Regions from separate parts of the Mus musculus genome. Here region 2 is linked to region 1. Evidence: chromatin loops called from intact Hi-C (ENCODE). Cell type or tissue: heart. All regions are shown on one strand.

Region 1 (8,000 bases):
CCAACACCCTGTGCCCTGGGATGGGGACTGAGATCTCCTGTGGAGGATGCCGGGAGAATCAGTAATAATTGAGGAAGGTAGGTACAGTCAGTCCCCTGGAGAGCCTCCACCACAGCCACCTGCCTGCCAGCTAGAATGTGGGACAGTGGCTGGGACTGAAGTACCTCTTTCTCTGGCCAGTGCTTGTTTATTCAGGCTGTCTTCTGGGGCTGGCCTCCCTCTCTCACCCTGTCCCTATGCTGTCTGGCCCAGGCTGCTGCTACGTCTGAGAAACTGAGGGCAATGAAAGACTACCACGAAGCATACCTTGGAAAGAAAGGCATCATGGGAAATGCTGCCCAGAGCAGAAGGGAAGGGCACACACCTGTAACCTCTAGACCCCCCCCCCACACACACACAAAGCAAAGACAGTGGAATTACTGCAAGCTCCAGGCCAGCCCCGTCTACCCTGAGCCTTCCAGGTGGGCCAGGGAAAAACAGAGGAAAAGAAAACCCAACAACACAAAGTATCTACACATAGTAATCACAAAGTATCTGTAACTATGGGTAATAACCATTGTTAGCCCAAAGAGGCCGGGGCCTTTAATCCCAGCACTTGGGAGGCAGAGGCAGGCGGATTTCTGAGTTCGAGGCCAGCCTGGTCTACAAAGTGAGGTCCAGGACAGCCAGGGTTATACAGAGAAACCATGTCTCGGAAAAAAAAAAAAAAGAGGGACTTCCAGAGCCAATGAGTGCACAGCGCAGTGGTATAGTATTTGCCTGGCATGTACATGGCCCTGGGGACAGTCCATAGTAACACACACAGACACACACACACACACACACACACACACACACACACACACACACACACAAAGATGGCCATCAACAGCAATAGTAAGTTTTTAAGACTACTGCTTCTAGTCACAGGAGAGTCCCTGTCAGGGTCTGGGTCTGAAGATCCCCAGAAGGGCTGGAGGGTGTGTGTGTTGACAGGAGGCGGGTGAATGACAGGGCAGGCTCCCAGGAGGTCTCCAAGTGACTTCGGGAGGTAAGGATTCCATTCCCTGTAGATTCCCCTGAACCTTAAGTAGAGGTAGAACTGGAACTTGGCCAGGGGAGGGAGTCCCCGGGGAGAAGGGTGAAGCTCAGAGTAGCCATGTTGGAGGACAGGGAGGGAGACCACAGGAAGACACAGAAAAAGAGAGACTCCAGAGGGACTATAAACTCTGGGGATATGGAAAGGGAGCCTTGGGATCCACAGCCAGCACAACCTTGGAAGGAGACAGCTGACCTGCTGGGCACATAAGGGTTCAGTCGTTAGGAGTAACCACAGCTTCATCACTGAAGTGTGCCCAGCACAGGTCTCCATCCCCTTATGTCTACACAAGGATTCTCACAGGTAGGAAGTTCTTTAAGTCAGACCTAAGTCATATTTCTAAAACCAGAGGCTGTTATTTCCTTGAGAGATTAATCTCCAAAATTAGACCCAGGAGCAGTTTCCAGCTGGGACCAGCTACCAGGTTCGGTGGCTCCCCTGAGGCCTTGGACAGGATTGAACCCAACTCTTGCTTAAAACTCAGAAGCCTTCGGAGACAGACAGTTCTGTGTTCACTCTGGCCGGGTGGCCATGGCTAAGTTCCCTAATATATATCTTCTTTAGAATACAGACTCCTTAGCGACAGCAGTTAGAATTATTTTACTATACATAATAGCTTGTGTGTGTGTGTGTGTGTGTGTGTGTGTGTGTGTATAGGCCAGAGTTTGAGGGTGGGTGTCTTGTTCAGTCCTGTGAGTGGGTGGGGTACCCATGTGCCTTGGACCATGTGTAGAAGTCAGAGGACAATTTCCAGGAATCTCTTCTTTTTCAAACTTGTGGGCTCAGGGGGACGACAGAACCCTCCAGCCCTCAGGCTTGGTGGCAAGTGTCTTTGCCCACTCAGCCACCTCTCTACCTTCAGGGTCTCTCATTGATCTTGAAACTCCTAAGCTGGTTGGCTAGAGCTCTAGATCCTCCTGTCTCTACCTCCTCAACACCGGAAGGTCTCATGGGGTGGGGGTAGCGGAGGGGGAGGGGGCTTGAACTCATGTCTCTATGTTTGTAAGGTAAACACACCTTATGACTATGATCTACTTCCCCCTACCACGTCATTGTTTATGGAAGTGCTATCACCCGAGTGAGCGAATGGTATACAAATGTCTGTTACATAAAACGTTAGAGTAGGAGGGACCAGCATACCAGGCATGGAGGAGGTGGGAGGGGGAGGCAGCCTGCTATGTTTCTAAGATCCCCAAGGGAGAATTCCAAAAATCTGCCTTTCACACCCTCGGAGACTTATCACTCCAGCTTGGTGGAGATCTGCTCTGCTGTCTTAACCCTCTCTCTCCTACTGCGGCTGAGAGTTTGTCGGACAGGATGACAATCTTAACCCTTCACTCCATCCTCTGGATCTGCTCCTGTCCCAGCCGCCTCCCACTCAGGAGTTCCCTCCCACTCAGCGGCTCCCCAAGGGTAGGTTTACTTACTGCTGGGGTCCAGGGTCTTGCTCACAGTGCCTGTCCCAGAGGCAGGCTGAGGCGTGGGTGCTTGTGATACGCCACCTGCCTTTCTCCTCTGCTACCGCCAGTAAGGTGGCCCCAGGTTGGGGACTGTGCTGCTGCAGCTTGCCGGGAGCCCCACCTCGCAATGGGTGAGCTTCGGGGAGATACGGGAGCGCTAAATCGAAGCCCGGTCGGAAGATGTCCGAGGAGGGGCTGGCCTCAGCTACCATCGCCTGTCCCAGCCTGGTGCAAGGGGCTGGGTAGAGACTCAACACCAGATGGTTCCGGCCTCCGTTCCAGTTCGGAGGCAGGGGCCCGCAGGCTCCTCTACGATCCTGGCTGGGGAGAAAAAGGAGAAGGCAAGCGTCTGCTGGGCTGAGTGCAGAGTAGCGGGAGCCTTCCAAGGAATCCAGGATCCTGCGCTGAGCCTCAGAGGTCGGACCAGCCGGGGAGTGCACAAAGATCTTGAGGACCTTTCCCCTACACTTGGAGGTGTCAAAGCAGGCTCCCCAGGTGCAGCTGCTTCCCCGAGAGACCCGAGGGAGCTGTGCGACATCTTCTGGGTTCGTCTCAGACTGGGAGAAACTCTGTAAGAAGGCAGCATCCAGCCAGCGGGGCCAGCCTTGGGAGCGCCCTGGAAGAGGACCGGGCAACACTGCCAGGCGAAGGGGGAAGACTCCTAGGAGGACGAGGAGGAGCCAGAAGGCTGACAACGCCAGCCAGAAGGACTTTCTTCTCCACAGCATGTGGCCACCAACAGCTAGGACTAGAAGGAAGTGAGGAATTTCTGTAGCAAGTGGAGGAGGCGACCCCAGGCAGGAGGGAGCTGGAAATCAGCCTTCTGGTCCAGCGCTCTCACCATTGAAGGCAGGTCCCCTAGCTAAGTTCGACTAACCATTGGCCACCTGTGGGATTGACCCCTCGTGGGAAGTCCAAGGAGGCTCTGGCTTTCTAAATTTGCATTCCCACTCTCCGACTGCTTTCTCTACCTTCACACAACCTTGCCACCCTTTGCCCTCTCATCGGGACCTCTGCCCTGGGCCACTGCTCGGGCTGATGCAACCCTTGTCCAGACCACAAGATCGTGTCCATTTGCGCTCAGGACTGCACCCCTGATCTTACCCTTGACCCAAGGGCAGGCTATCTATGGAGAACTGTCTGGGTTCATGGGGAGTGGGTATCGGGAGGGGGTGGCCAAGGATGATGTAGAAGGAGGCAGGACTGTCCTCTCCCACTCTTCCCTCTGCCCCAAAAGCTCTTGAAAAAAACCCTGGCTACCCCTGTGTTTGGTGGCTGGCCTTCTGTGGCAGAACTATAAATAGACCTTGTGTCCATGTGGGCCACCAGAGCCAGCTGAAGTTGGAGCCGGAGTGCATCCCATGCCCGCCGCCTGGGGAATGAGAAGGTTCGGAGTGTGGTCTTCTTCCCCTCGGCTATGGCCCCTAACCCAGGCAGCTGCTCTGCACCCTCCGGCTAGGAGCTGTCACAGGGCAGAGGGCAAGACCTACGCTCCAAATTCCTGTTCCTGCCCCACAGGTCCAGCCGGCAGCTCCAGGTCCCACTCCAGAAGGTATCAAGTCGGTCCAGCTCTCTTTCGCAGCAGCAGCAGCCTGGCCACACCCCCGCCAGCTCTGATTGGCTCCTGGCTAGGAGGCAGGGTTTCCACTTAACCCCTTGCAACCTCTTTCGCTGGGGTACCGTTTCGTTTCTTTTTCCTTTTTTTTTTTTTTTGAGACGAGGGGGGTGGGGATGTTCCTGTAGCCCCGGTTGGTTTCAAACCCACCTTGCAACCAAGGACTTTGAGTCCCTGATCAATCTGTCTTCACCTCGGAGTGCTCGAATGCCAGCTACCTGCCATCACGCCTGGCTCTGGAAGATTAATAATGGTCAGGAGGGCACCATACCTCACTGGTGGCTGTGGATTGACAGTTTGCTTCTCTCCAAGGTCTTTACCAGTGATCCAAAGTAGATGTTTATCTGCCTTTCCCCCCCCCTTTTATTACGATTATCATTGTCTATTTTTAGAATTGATGTTGTGGTACTGGGAGTAGAACCCAAGGCTTTGTGCACACTAGACAAGTATTCTATCACTGAATTACATCACCAGCTCTTTTGTCTTTTTTACTATTGAGAAAAATGAAGCGCAGAGCAGGGATTGCCTTTCTTAAGGTGACCCAGCTTTGATGTGTCCAGGTGAAGATTTGAACTCAGAGCCTGGCCTGATGGGGCCTCTTCTTGTCCCCTCGGCCACTGAATGGAGCTGGGCAGTGTCTACCTGCATCTTTAAAATGGATTAACATCATTCCCTTGGAGGGTTGCTATTGTAGGTCCTACAAGAGCACTTGGTGGGGTGTCCTTCAACAAGGAAGTATCCTTCCGCTGGCCTCTCCTCCTTGGTGAGCAGCCTGAGGGCAGGGCACAGTGAGGTGCCCAGGAACATCCTCAAAATGGGATCAAGAAGAATCTGGCCTCTTGCAGTAAGAGGTAGGTCGCTCCGTGATAGACAGCTGCTCAGGCAAACCGCAGGCTTTCTCACGCAGGAGACAGGTGTGGGCATGCGCTGTTGCCATCCCACCAGGCTTGGAATTGGCAGAAGGTTCCCTTCCTCTAGGAAGCGGCTGAGACTCCTGAGTCAGAGCCAGGACCCTCCTTCAGGGGCTCAAGCTTGCTCTGGCCACATCCATGTTCAATCATCTAAGAGATCCTTCGCATCCTAACTTGGACCAGGTTCCCAGGGAGGCACTGGAAGTGCCATGCTGAATAAGAGTAATAGTGTAGGTGACTATGTCCTGAGCACGCTGGAAATGACTATAAAGGAGATATTACTATCATTCCCATTTTACAGAAGAGAAAGTTGAGGCTCAGGGAACTTGAGTAACTTTGCCTGTATTCCCATGGCTTAGCCAGGTCCTAAGCCATCTATCTATACATCTTCTCTTTTATTCTGAGGCAGTGTTTCTCTATGTAGCCAAGAACACACTATATAAACCAGGCTAGCCTTGATCTTGCGTGTCTCTGTGTCCCCTGTGCTAGGATTAAAGGTATATGTTACCATACCTGGCCATTCATTTTAAAAACATATTTATTTTTATTTGGTGTGTATGAGTGTTTGCCTCTGTGTGTGTGTGTGTGTGTGTGTGTGTGTGTGTGTGTGTGTGTGTGTGTGTGCCTGTGCATGCCTGTCTACAGTATTACAGTATGCATGCCCTGTGCCTAGGGGGGCCAGAAGAGGGCATCAGATTCACTGGAACTGAAGTTAGAGATAATTGCGAGCTGCCATGTGGGTTCTAGGAACCAAACCTGGGTTCACTGTATAAAAAAAAAAAAGAGCTCTGAGCCATTCTTCCAGCCTACCATCCATACCTTTAACCACTAAACAGGCAATGTGCAGAGTGAGATGGGCCCTCTCCTCTACCCCTGTTGTTAGAGAGCCTATGGATGGGGGAACCTGACAGCACACAGTGGGGCTGCTGAACCCAGGGGCCGAGAAGGCCTCTGAGGGTGACCTTGACCTTAGGACTGGAAAGGAAGCAACATTGTTTGGGGTTTGCCTGCACTGGGATGGAACCTTCCTACTTCCCCAAGCTGGGTAACTGCTCCCCTACTGAGCTGCCTCCTGGCTACATTTTTGTTTGGTTTGCTGGCCTTGAACTAGCTATGTAGTCAAGAAATCTCTTGAATGTCTGCTCCCCTTGTCTTGACCTCCTCAATGCTGTGATTGTAGGCAGGCACCACCAAGCCTGGGTTTATGTGGTGTCACACCTAACCCGGGGCCTCGTGCGTGCACGTTACACCCTACCAACTGAGCCATCCTCCCAGCTTCCAAATACGTTTTTGAGAAAAATCACCCTCCCTATGAGGAAGTAAGAAGTGGTCACCTTCTCCCTCATTCCACAATTATTTAGTGAGCGTTATCCCATGGGCCAGGCAGGCCCCGAGGGGAGCAGGTAGTGATAGCATCTTCACTGAAAATGGAGGCTTCTCTCCCAGAAGGAAACATAAGACAGAAATGAAAATCTTCCGTAGTGTCAGGGAAGAGTAAGAAAGGTGGCGTCAGGGGCCTGAGGTAGCCTTGCTATCAAGCGCCCCTCGGAGCTTCTAGGGGAAAATTGCTCCAAGCACAGGGGCAGCAAGGGACACAGGGGGCAGGGGCAGGAGAGTGGACCTGTGACCTGTTTTCCCAGCAACACACAGACTCCAGTGTCCCTGTCCGGGGTGATTAGATGATTGTGTAGCGCCCCCTCAAGAAAAGATTCGTCACACAAGAGGGACATCCTGTCTGATTGCCACCCTACCCCCAACCCTGGGCTCATGGCTGGTTCATGCTGGAAGCGTGCTTCCTTTGCATTGCAACATACATACATGTATATACACACAGCACATATCACATACATACATATACACACCACACACACACACATACACACAGAGACCATACACACACACACACACTCCCAGCATACACATCACATACACACACACACACACACACACACACACACACACTCCCAGCATACACATCACATACACACACACACACACACACACACACACACACACACACACCCTCTTCACCTTCATCCCTGCAGGAGAGACTCTCAGGCCAGCTGGGCCTGGGCTTGTCTAAACTAATTCCCAAGCTTGCCAGCAGGCTTGGGTGGAGGCAGAGAAGAGAGGTGTCCTCAGAGCATCCTGAAAACAGACTTGGCCGGGCTGTGCCAAGGGCTCCCCGGGCACACTCATAGAAGCCACTAGGAGGCCCGTGCCCTGTAGCTGGGTGCTGATTTATGGGATGGACACTGTCATCCTGGGGAGCAGGGAGTGGCCAGGCAGGAAGGTGAGGACACAGGGAGGCCAGGTGGCTTCAGTGGGGCAGAGGTGAGGCCCCTTAAGCAGGGCGGTGTTTGCCTCCCAGCTACGGTAGCTGGTAGCTCTGCCTCCCAGCCTGGGGACAAGTACTGCTTCCTGCCTGAAGCAGGGGCTCAGGGGATGGGAGCTTAGGTCACCTCTGTAGAGTTTGGTCTGAAGCACGCCACTCCTAACCCCTCCTTTGCTTTTTCTCAGCCTGGGCCTACAACCCTCAGAAAGACTTCTATATCCTTCTGCGAGGAAGGATCCTAAATGTGAACAGGCACTGCAGGTGACAGTATAGGCCACACGTTCCCAATAAGCTGTGCCTTCCAGGGCAGGTGACTGTCCTTCTCTGTGCTGTTCTCTCATCCATATAATGGGGACACTGAGAATAGCTGGTTCCCAAAGTCGGGTGAGATTTCAGGTGTGCAATAGTCTACAAACCGTGCCTGGCCAGTCTTAAACAGCTGGCTTCCCAGTGGTTGGGGTTTGGCTCAGTGATAGAGCACTTTTGTCTTTTGCCCAAGGACACAGGTTCAGTCTCTTGGCATGTCCCGTGGCCTGTCATCCCATGTTGTGTTGTTACTGCCCTCCCTCACACACTTGGCACAAACTTGAGACTCTAGTGG
Region 2 (8,000 bases), 94 kb before region 1:
CTGGCTCCCAAGTGCTGGAATCAAAGGCATGGGCCACCATGCTCAGCTAAACCCTACTTCTTTACAAGTCATTGCCTCATGTTATCAATTGAAATTGCATCCACTTAGTACATTTAATAGAAATAGGATAAATGGAAAAAAGAATCTGTGGGTTAGAGAGATGGTTCAGTGGTTAAGACCTCTTGGAGGACCTTCGGTTCAATTCTGAAGCATCTACAAGGAGGTTCACATGGAACTCCAGTTGCAGCGGAATCTGAAACCTTATCCAGCCTCCTTGGGCACTGCATGCACAGTGGGCAGACATATGTAAGTAAGACATTCACACACAGAAAATACCTATTTTAAAACAAGAGTCTTTTTGTTTTTGTTTTTTGTTTCTTGTTTTTTGTTTTTTCGAGACAGGGTTTCTCTGTGTAGCCCTGGCTGTCCTGGAACTCACTCCGTAGACCAGGCTGGCCTCGAACTCAGAAATTCGCCTGCCTCTGCCTCCCAAGTGCTGGGATTAAAGGCATGCGCCACCATGCCCTGCGAAACAAGAATCTTAAACAATACATACTTCTCTTAAAAAGCAAAAATAGCCAGATAGCATTACGGTTGCGGAGAACTTGAAATGATATACAGTCTTGTAATCCAATCACGGTCCTTGGCAACCGCTTCTAGGAGAGAATTTTTTACTCCACAAGTGTAAATACTTTTCCAGGATGTAGGTCACTTCACACTCATCACTTAGAGAACTGTACAACTCAAAGTAGCAAGAGAACTTTCAAGGTTTTTTGTTGAAATTCACTTTATTAAAAAAAAAAAAACCAAAAACCTCATGAACAATAAATTACAATACTTTCCCCCTTTATAAATTCTTCATAAAATATATTTGACAATTTTAAAAGAAAAGTTTTAAAGTTGCCTTCTTTTCTGATGTGCTGATGACATCTTTTTTTTTTTTTTTTTGACTATTTTGTCATGCTGGTGAATTATTTTGTAGCTGCTACAATAGTTTGATTGGTAACATTTTACAATTAAAAACAAAAACCCAGACCTGCAGAAAGAACTATTCTGTGCTATTTTTCTGACACTTAACACTTACTTCATCAGAATGACAAAGTATCCCTTAGCACCAAGAATCTACAGAACCCCATGTTTCTAAGTGACAACAGGTGCAAATTAATAGCCTAGGAACTAACTGTACAACCCTACAGTGACTGGACACAGCTGCCTATAAGCTTTAGTGGAAATATTTGGTCTTTTTTTTTTTCAATTAAGACAAATTTCATAAAACACTAGAAACCATGGCAACAGACTATGAGGGATAACTGTTTATTGAGTACCTATTATGGGCAAGGCACTGTGCACAATTTCTTGATTGCATTTTTTCCTTTAGCAATTATCCAAAATTCCCAAGTATCACTCGTCTTTTATGTCTTATATGCGTCTGAAGAAAGTGCATGACTAAATGCCATTTTTAAAAAATGGTTTGTCTTTATTCTTTAAATTGTGTGTGTGTGTATGTGCATGAGTGTGCATGCGCAAGTGCACATGGAAGCAAGAGGGTATTAGGTCCCTGGGAGCTGGAGTTAGGTGGCTGTGAGCCACTCAACATGGGTGCTGGGAACTGAGTTCCAGTTCTGTGCAAGAGCATTAAGTCCTCTTAATGGTAGAATCCTCTCTCCAGCCCCTACAACTGCAAATCTTAAATGGTTGTCGTATCAACTAAACTTAAGTGCTGAGCACACAGTAGGTACTTAATAAATACCCCTGACTGAACGAACAAAGACAAATCCCTGTCCTTTTGTTGATATCACAAGCTATTTCAGAAGACAAGGACTTAATGTTCTGGAAGAAATTTCTTGATCACCTCACACCCTTACCGATAATAAAGAATTCTAATTCACAGATAAAAATCTTTCAAAATAAATTATAACTGGGGCTAGACATTTAGCTCAGTGCTAACACCTTTGTGTAGCACAAGCAAGGCCCTGGGTATGATCCCAGCACCAACGAAAACAAAAGATAATTACTCATTATTTTCAAGGAGGCAGGATCAAAAGCTATGTGCTCAGGACACCACAGCTTCAAGTGCACAGGTATTTGTAGAGCCAAGAACTGTTGGCACACATCACATATCAATCTGATGAGGGCCAAGTCAATGGTAATCCATTATAATGAGACTTTTTCTAATTTCTTGTAACTCAATCCACGGGTCAGATCTGTGTCAACTTGGTGACCCACAGGGTCAATTACCATGAAGATCCAGGACATTTCTACCTCTTATTTCTGAAAGAATTCTTTTAGCTAAGTCTGCAAGTGATATTATGTGTATGTGACTTTTTCATTTGATAAGATTTTTTTTGTTAACTAAAGCCTTTCGGTTCACGTTTTTACACTTCCAGATTAATTCAGTCTAGGCGTTTTACATATTTCATTTTTTTTGTGAGGTTTATCTTTTATCACCTTCTGAACACACTAATGGATCTGTTGATTTTGTGATGGCAGGGATTGAATCCAGAGCCTTGTACATGCCAGGCAAGCGCTCTTCACTGAACCACAGCCAGACCTAATGTGACGGTATGGCGGTTCAAGCACTGAGGGGACAAGGAGAGTTGCTGATAACGGCAATATCCTGATAGTCTATTGCCTTTTGCATCTTAACGCTTAAAAAGATCCCCGTGGGGTTAGTGGTAGGCTACTTCCCTCACACCTAAGGCCCAAGGTTCTACCCCAGCACCGGAGGTGGGCAGCTAGTGCCTTATAAAGCCTCACCTGGATATAATGGTAGCTTCTAATTCATCCTAAAGACTGGTGTTCTGGTTTAAGAAAGAATCCTTTCCTTAATGTTCCTGGATTAGCAAGAACAATCTGGAGGCAACCATGCAGTTAGACTTTCCCTTCAGGAGTTGAGTCTCTTGCTTTCTGACAGATGCCAGGTGACCATATGAAAACGACAACTTTTCTACTTGAAAAGCAGTTGAGGGCATAGAATTTTATCCATTTGCATCGTCTCTCACTTTGGAAGAGAGCGACCAGTATTTGTGACAGTGATTACCAGTCCCATTACTGCATCACAAGACAAGAGAAAACAGCATCACTGTCAAAGTGACAGAGACTCCAGTGATCCAACAGGAAGCCACACCAGGGCCAGCAACTCCAGGGTGAGCTCATTTGGTTTCTTCGACTTTATGCTGAGATTTAGAAAAAGTCTTAAAACTCAAAATTAATAATCAAGTATTACAGTTGTGTAACGCAATGTTTTCAGAACAGAAGAACACGTCCTCGGGTTACAGCAGATGCTCAAGTGCCCGCATGGCCCAGTGCAGTGGTTTAATTACTCAAACAAATGCTCAGCCACCTGAAGGTAGGCACGAGCCGTGAGACTCCATGACTGATTCAACTTGGAAGAGCTACAGGCCCTGCAGAGCTCTAACGCACCCTGCGGCTTACACCTGCTTAGCTTCAGTTATCGTTCATCAGCCATTCTGACCCTCCAAAATGATGCCTTTAAAAAAGAGATGTATACTGGGAAAACAACAAAAACAACAACAAAAATACCCTTAGTATGTTTCCAGTAGCAGAAGGAGTAGGGACGAAGATGAGGGATGGTTTGTGTGGTTTTTATCACCAATTTCATCAGCAAATCTCAAAAACCCAAACCTGTATCAAATAATTTAAACAGACGTGGCATTTTCTTCATGTGGAATGCAAAATGCACACATTCACATACTGACATATACATAAATATATACATATATGTTTCCTTTACAAAGCTTCGAAGGTTGCATTACCAGCACGCAAACCTCTTCTTCCATGGAAATGCCTAATACTGACAAGGAATGTCTAAAATACTTAAAGATATTTCTAGAAAATGGGACTTTCTTCTCTGCTTGGCTCCTAAGAGAATTTTTTTCTGCCAACCTTTTACCAATGATCATTAAATAAAATTTTTTTACAGCCACATTGGTAATACACATTCAAAACATACAATAAAATGGCCTGCATGGATTAAGAAAAATGAGAGAGAAAATAAAACTACCCCACAATAAAACCTAAACCCTTAGAAAGTGGAATCTAACTTCCGTCTTCTTTTCGGCCATGTGATGTATTTCCATCGACTCTGAAGCAGCACCGTCTAAGATGCTTGCAAGCAGTAGGTCACGTCTCCCAGCTGCTGTCTTTAAATGCAATTTGGACTAATCTGAGTTCTAGTTCAAAAGCATCAGGGCGATCCTGAGGGTTTGCGGCCAGCATTTCCTTTATCAGTTGTTTCATTCGCCCATTCATAGACTTTTTCTTCACAGGGATGAGAAGTTCCATTTTGGGGTTTTCCAGAAGTGCCTCCCCAACAGGCACAATTTCAGTCCCCTGCTTTACGTAACTCCCCAAGAGCTCCTTCTTTGTCTCCGTGTCTATGAAGGTGATCCTCTCCAGCATTGCCCAGATGATAATTCCCAGAGCAAAAATGTCAGCTTTGGCGGTGTAGTGTCCTTCCCACACTTCGGGAGCCATGTAGAAGTCCGTCCCGCATGCCGTGGAAAGGAAACACTTGTTTACACTGACAGGTTCTTCTGGGTTCTGCCCAGATGCTGAGCAAACTTTACTTAGGCCGAAATCAGCCACTTTGAGTGTGGGTTCCAAGTCACTGGTGTCCATCCTGCTCTGGGAAATGAGGATGTTATCAGGCTTCAGGTCTCGGTGGATTATCTGGTTTTTGTGCAAGAAGGCCAGAGCACTGCTGAGCTGAAGCATGAAGCTGGTGTTAGTCTTTCGATTGGGTTTCCTGGACAACAGGTACTCATTCATATCTCCTCCGTCACAAAAATCCATCACAAACCACAAATAATAGGCGCTTCTGGGATCAAAGGCAATTTCTCCTTTTAATGAAGTCTCTACAAGCTGTGAAGGATGGGGAGAAGAGTAGTAGTTTAAGATGCACAGAGGTTGAAAGGGATGGAGATACAGCCCAGCAGTTCTGAATTTACTGCTCTCACAGAGGACTGCAGCTCAGGTCCTCAATAAGCATGGTGGTGGCTCACAACTGCCTGCACTATCGCCCCAGTTTCCTGGCTTCTAAAGGCACCTGCACTGACACATACCCCCTCCCCCAACATAATTAAAAATTAGTAAGTCTTTTTTATTTGTTCATGTTTTTGTTTTATTTTTTGAGACGGGGATTTAGACAGGGATAGCCCCGGCTGTCCTGGAACTTGCTCTGTAGACCAGGTTGGCTTGAACACAGAGATCCTCCTTCCTCTGACTCCCAAGAGCAGGGATTTAAGACTTGCACCACCACCACTAGCTATAAATCTTTTAAAAATATACTAAAAAGAAAGAAGGAAAACGTTAGGTCAATCTGCAGCTTGCTGCCAGGCAAAGTTTCTTTTTTTTTCCCCCCGAGACAGGGTTTCTCTGTGTAGCCCTGGCTGTCCTGGAACTCACTTTATAGACCAGGCTGGCCTCGAACTCAGAGATCTGCCTGCCTCTGCCTCCTTAGTGCTGGGATCAAAGGCGTGCGCCACCACCGCCTGGCCTTCTTTTTTTTTGTTTGTTTGTTTTTTCAGGCAAAGGTTTCTTAAACTGAATGTAGAGGTCACAAAAAATTGGCAATAGTGAAAAGTTTAGTGAATGTTTAGCTACCAAAAATGAACTCAAAACCAAACTGTATATTTACTACATTTACAAAGTTGCCTGTTCTTATAGCAACGTAATGGTTTAATTGGGGGAAAACAAAGACTTCTGATATTTTTCTACTGTCATTCATCAGCAAGCAATTAACCAAAGTAATTTACCAGTGGATTGTTATGGTATAATGCCTAATTTAGGTACCATTTTTTTTTTCTTCTTTTCTTCTGAGACAGGGTCTCAAGTAGTTCACAAAGGCCTCAAACTCATTGAATAGTTCATGGTTGGCCTCCTGCTTCCATGTCCAGTGCTGGAATAACAGGTCTGTGTGTCACTACACCTAGCTCAAGCAATCTCAAATTTAAGGCCAGCCTTAGTTATATAGTGAGATTGTCTCAGGGAGAGAGAAAGAAAAACAGAGGTTAAAAATTGCTATTTGGGGCTGGAGAGATGGTTCAGTGGTTAAGAGCACTGACTGCTCTTCCAGAGGTCCTGAGTTAAATCCCAGCAACCTCATGGTGGCTCACAACCATCTGTAATGGGATCTGATGACAACTTCTGGAGTGTCTGAAGACAGTTACAGTGTACTTACATATAATAAATAAATATTTAAAAATAAATAAATAAAATTGCTATTTGGCCGGGCAGTGGTAGCACACACCTTTAATCCCAGAACTTGGGAGGCAGAGGCAGGCGGATTTCTGAATTTGAAGCCAGCTTGGTCTACAGAGTGAAAAACCAAAAAAAAAAAGAAAACAAAAAGGAAAACTTGCTATGTGAAGGCAGGTGTGGTGGCACATACCTGTGATCCCAGCACTACAGAAACAGAGGCAAGAGGCTCACTGGAAAGTGTTAGGACAGAATTTCCAACAGTTTCTGACTCTGCCTTAAACATATGTCTACCATTTTGTACTAATATAGTTATGTGAAGCACTGTTCTCACCACTGATTTTTATAAACTACAAATCAACTGTGGAAAGTGCTAAAGATGCTAAATATTCAAGCCAAATTCTCTTTTTAAAAAACGAGTTTAATTGTGTCAGAGGATAACTCTCCTGCCACTCTATGGGACCTAAGGATAGAAGGCAGGTTGTCAGGTCTGCATGTGAGTGCCTCTGCCCACAGTGCCACCTTGTCAGTCCAAGATTTACCTCTATGTAGAAATAAACAGGGACATTCACTTCAGTAGTGTACTGTTTGCTTTCTACTTTAATAAAAGGTAAAACTATATTTATACCAAAGGATTGCTCTAAAGTGACATTATTTATGATTCAGTATCAGCATGTTTGATTTATGTTTTACACACGCAGGATTGTGCATGTTTTTCTGGTGAGAGGGCCTGAGTGGAAGGGTTGGGAAGCCCTGCTCTGCCAGTCAAGCCCTAATCTCCAGCTTTAACTGAAAACCTCAAGAATATTTTATTTCATCTGTGTTTTTATATATGCATTAAATTTTTTTTCAGGGCTGGAGAGATGGCTCAGCAGTTAAGACCACTGACTGCTCTTCCAAAGGTCCTGAGTTCAAATCCCACATGGTGGCTCACAACCATCTATAATAAGATCTGACGCCCTCTTCTGGTGTGTCTGAAGACAGCTACAGTTTACTTATTTATAATAATAAAAAATCTTTGGGCTGGAGCAAGCGGAGCTGACTGGAGCGAGTGGGGCCTAAATTTAAAAAAAAATTTTTTTTTTCCTTTTTTCAGTACTTCAAAATGCCACCTTTGTAGCTGTATTTTGGAAAGTGCCCAACTGGCTGACATTTTCTATATATGTCAATAAAGCTGAGTTTTCTAACCACCTAGCTCATCGCTTCATGAACATACTAAAATATAGAGGTATATTGTTTTTAAATTATATTTTTATGTGGTGTCTAAAAAGAAAAACAAAAGGGGAAGACTGGAGTGAAGCTGTTAAAGAATGAGCAACTGGTAAGTTTATGTTACAATCATTACACTTACTAATCACTATTACTACTTCGTGTGGATATTCTGGTAAGTTTACATTACAGTCGTTACATTTACTAATCACTATTACTACTTTGCGTGGTTATTCTGGAAAAAGCCAAGAACAGCCTCCACCTGCTTCCCCTGGCAGAGGGCAGCAATGGTGATGGCCTGCAGGAACCTCCTTGCTGTATGGTGTGCCAGTGCAGAGAGTCTGAAACACAGGTGTGCTATTCCTGACTTTAGTTTTTCTGTGTTTACCCTAAAATATAAACTTAATAAATAGCTTTGTGTAAGGCAAAATACCAGTGCTCAGACAGTGGTTTAGAAGGTGGTGTATACAATACTAGCTTGCAAGAAGAGAAATATATAGTTTTCACCCACGTATCTAGATAATGCTTGTCAGATTCTTCTTCTTTTTCAAGCCCCTAGATAGGCTCTCACT

Evidence for each region. Peaks named below come from ENCODE experiments on the same cell type or tissue, not always from the same donor. Only the 100,000 strongest peaks of a DNase experiment are listed, where the experiment ranks them.
Region 2: it touches region 1 in a loop (2.4-fold over the local background); 8 of 42 quality-filtered maps call a loop at or near these places.

The regions. Positions count from the first base shown.
Region 1 is chr4:134,368,453-134,376,452 of GRCm38, forward strand. It overlaps Extl1 (exostosin-like glycosyltransferase 1), which reads right to left and starts at 4,095. Exons shown (of 11, transcript NM_019578.2): 1 at 2,506-4,095. The coding sequence starts at 3,266. In heart, no CTCF peak of the experiment used is centred here; DNase peaks (open chromatin) are centred at 3,355 and 4,129; H3K4me3 peaks cover 2,933 bases; H3K27ac peaks cover 1,849 bases; H3K27me3 peaks cover 3,614 bases.
Region 2 is chr4:134,274,233-134,282,232 of GRCm38, forward strand. It overlaps Pdik1l (PDLIM1 interacting kinase 1 like), which reads right to left. Exons shown (of 3, transcript NM_001163794.1): 3 at 770-4,884. The coding sequence ends at 4,144. Among named protein-coding and RNA genes, the nearest start is that of Pdik1l, 9.0 kb to the right of the region's middle. In heart, no CTCF peak of the experiment used is centred here; no DNase peak of the experiment used is centred here; H3K27ac peaks cover 83 bases.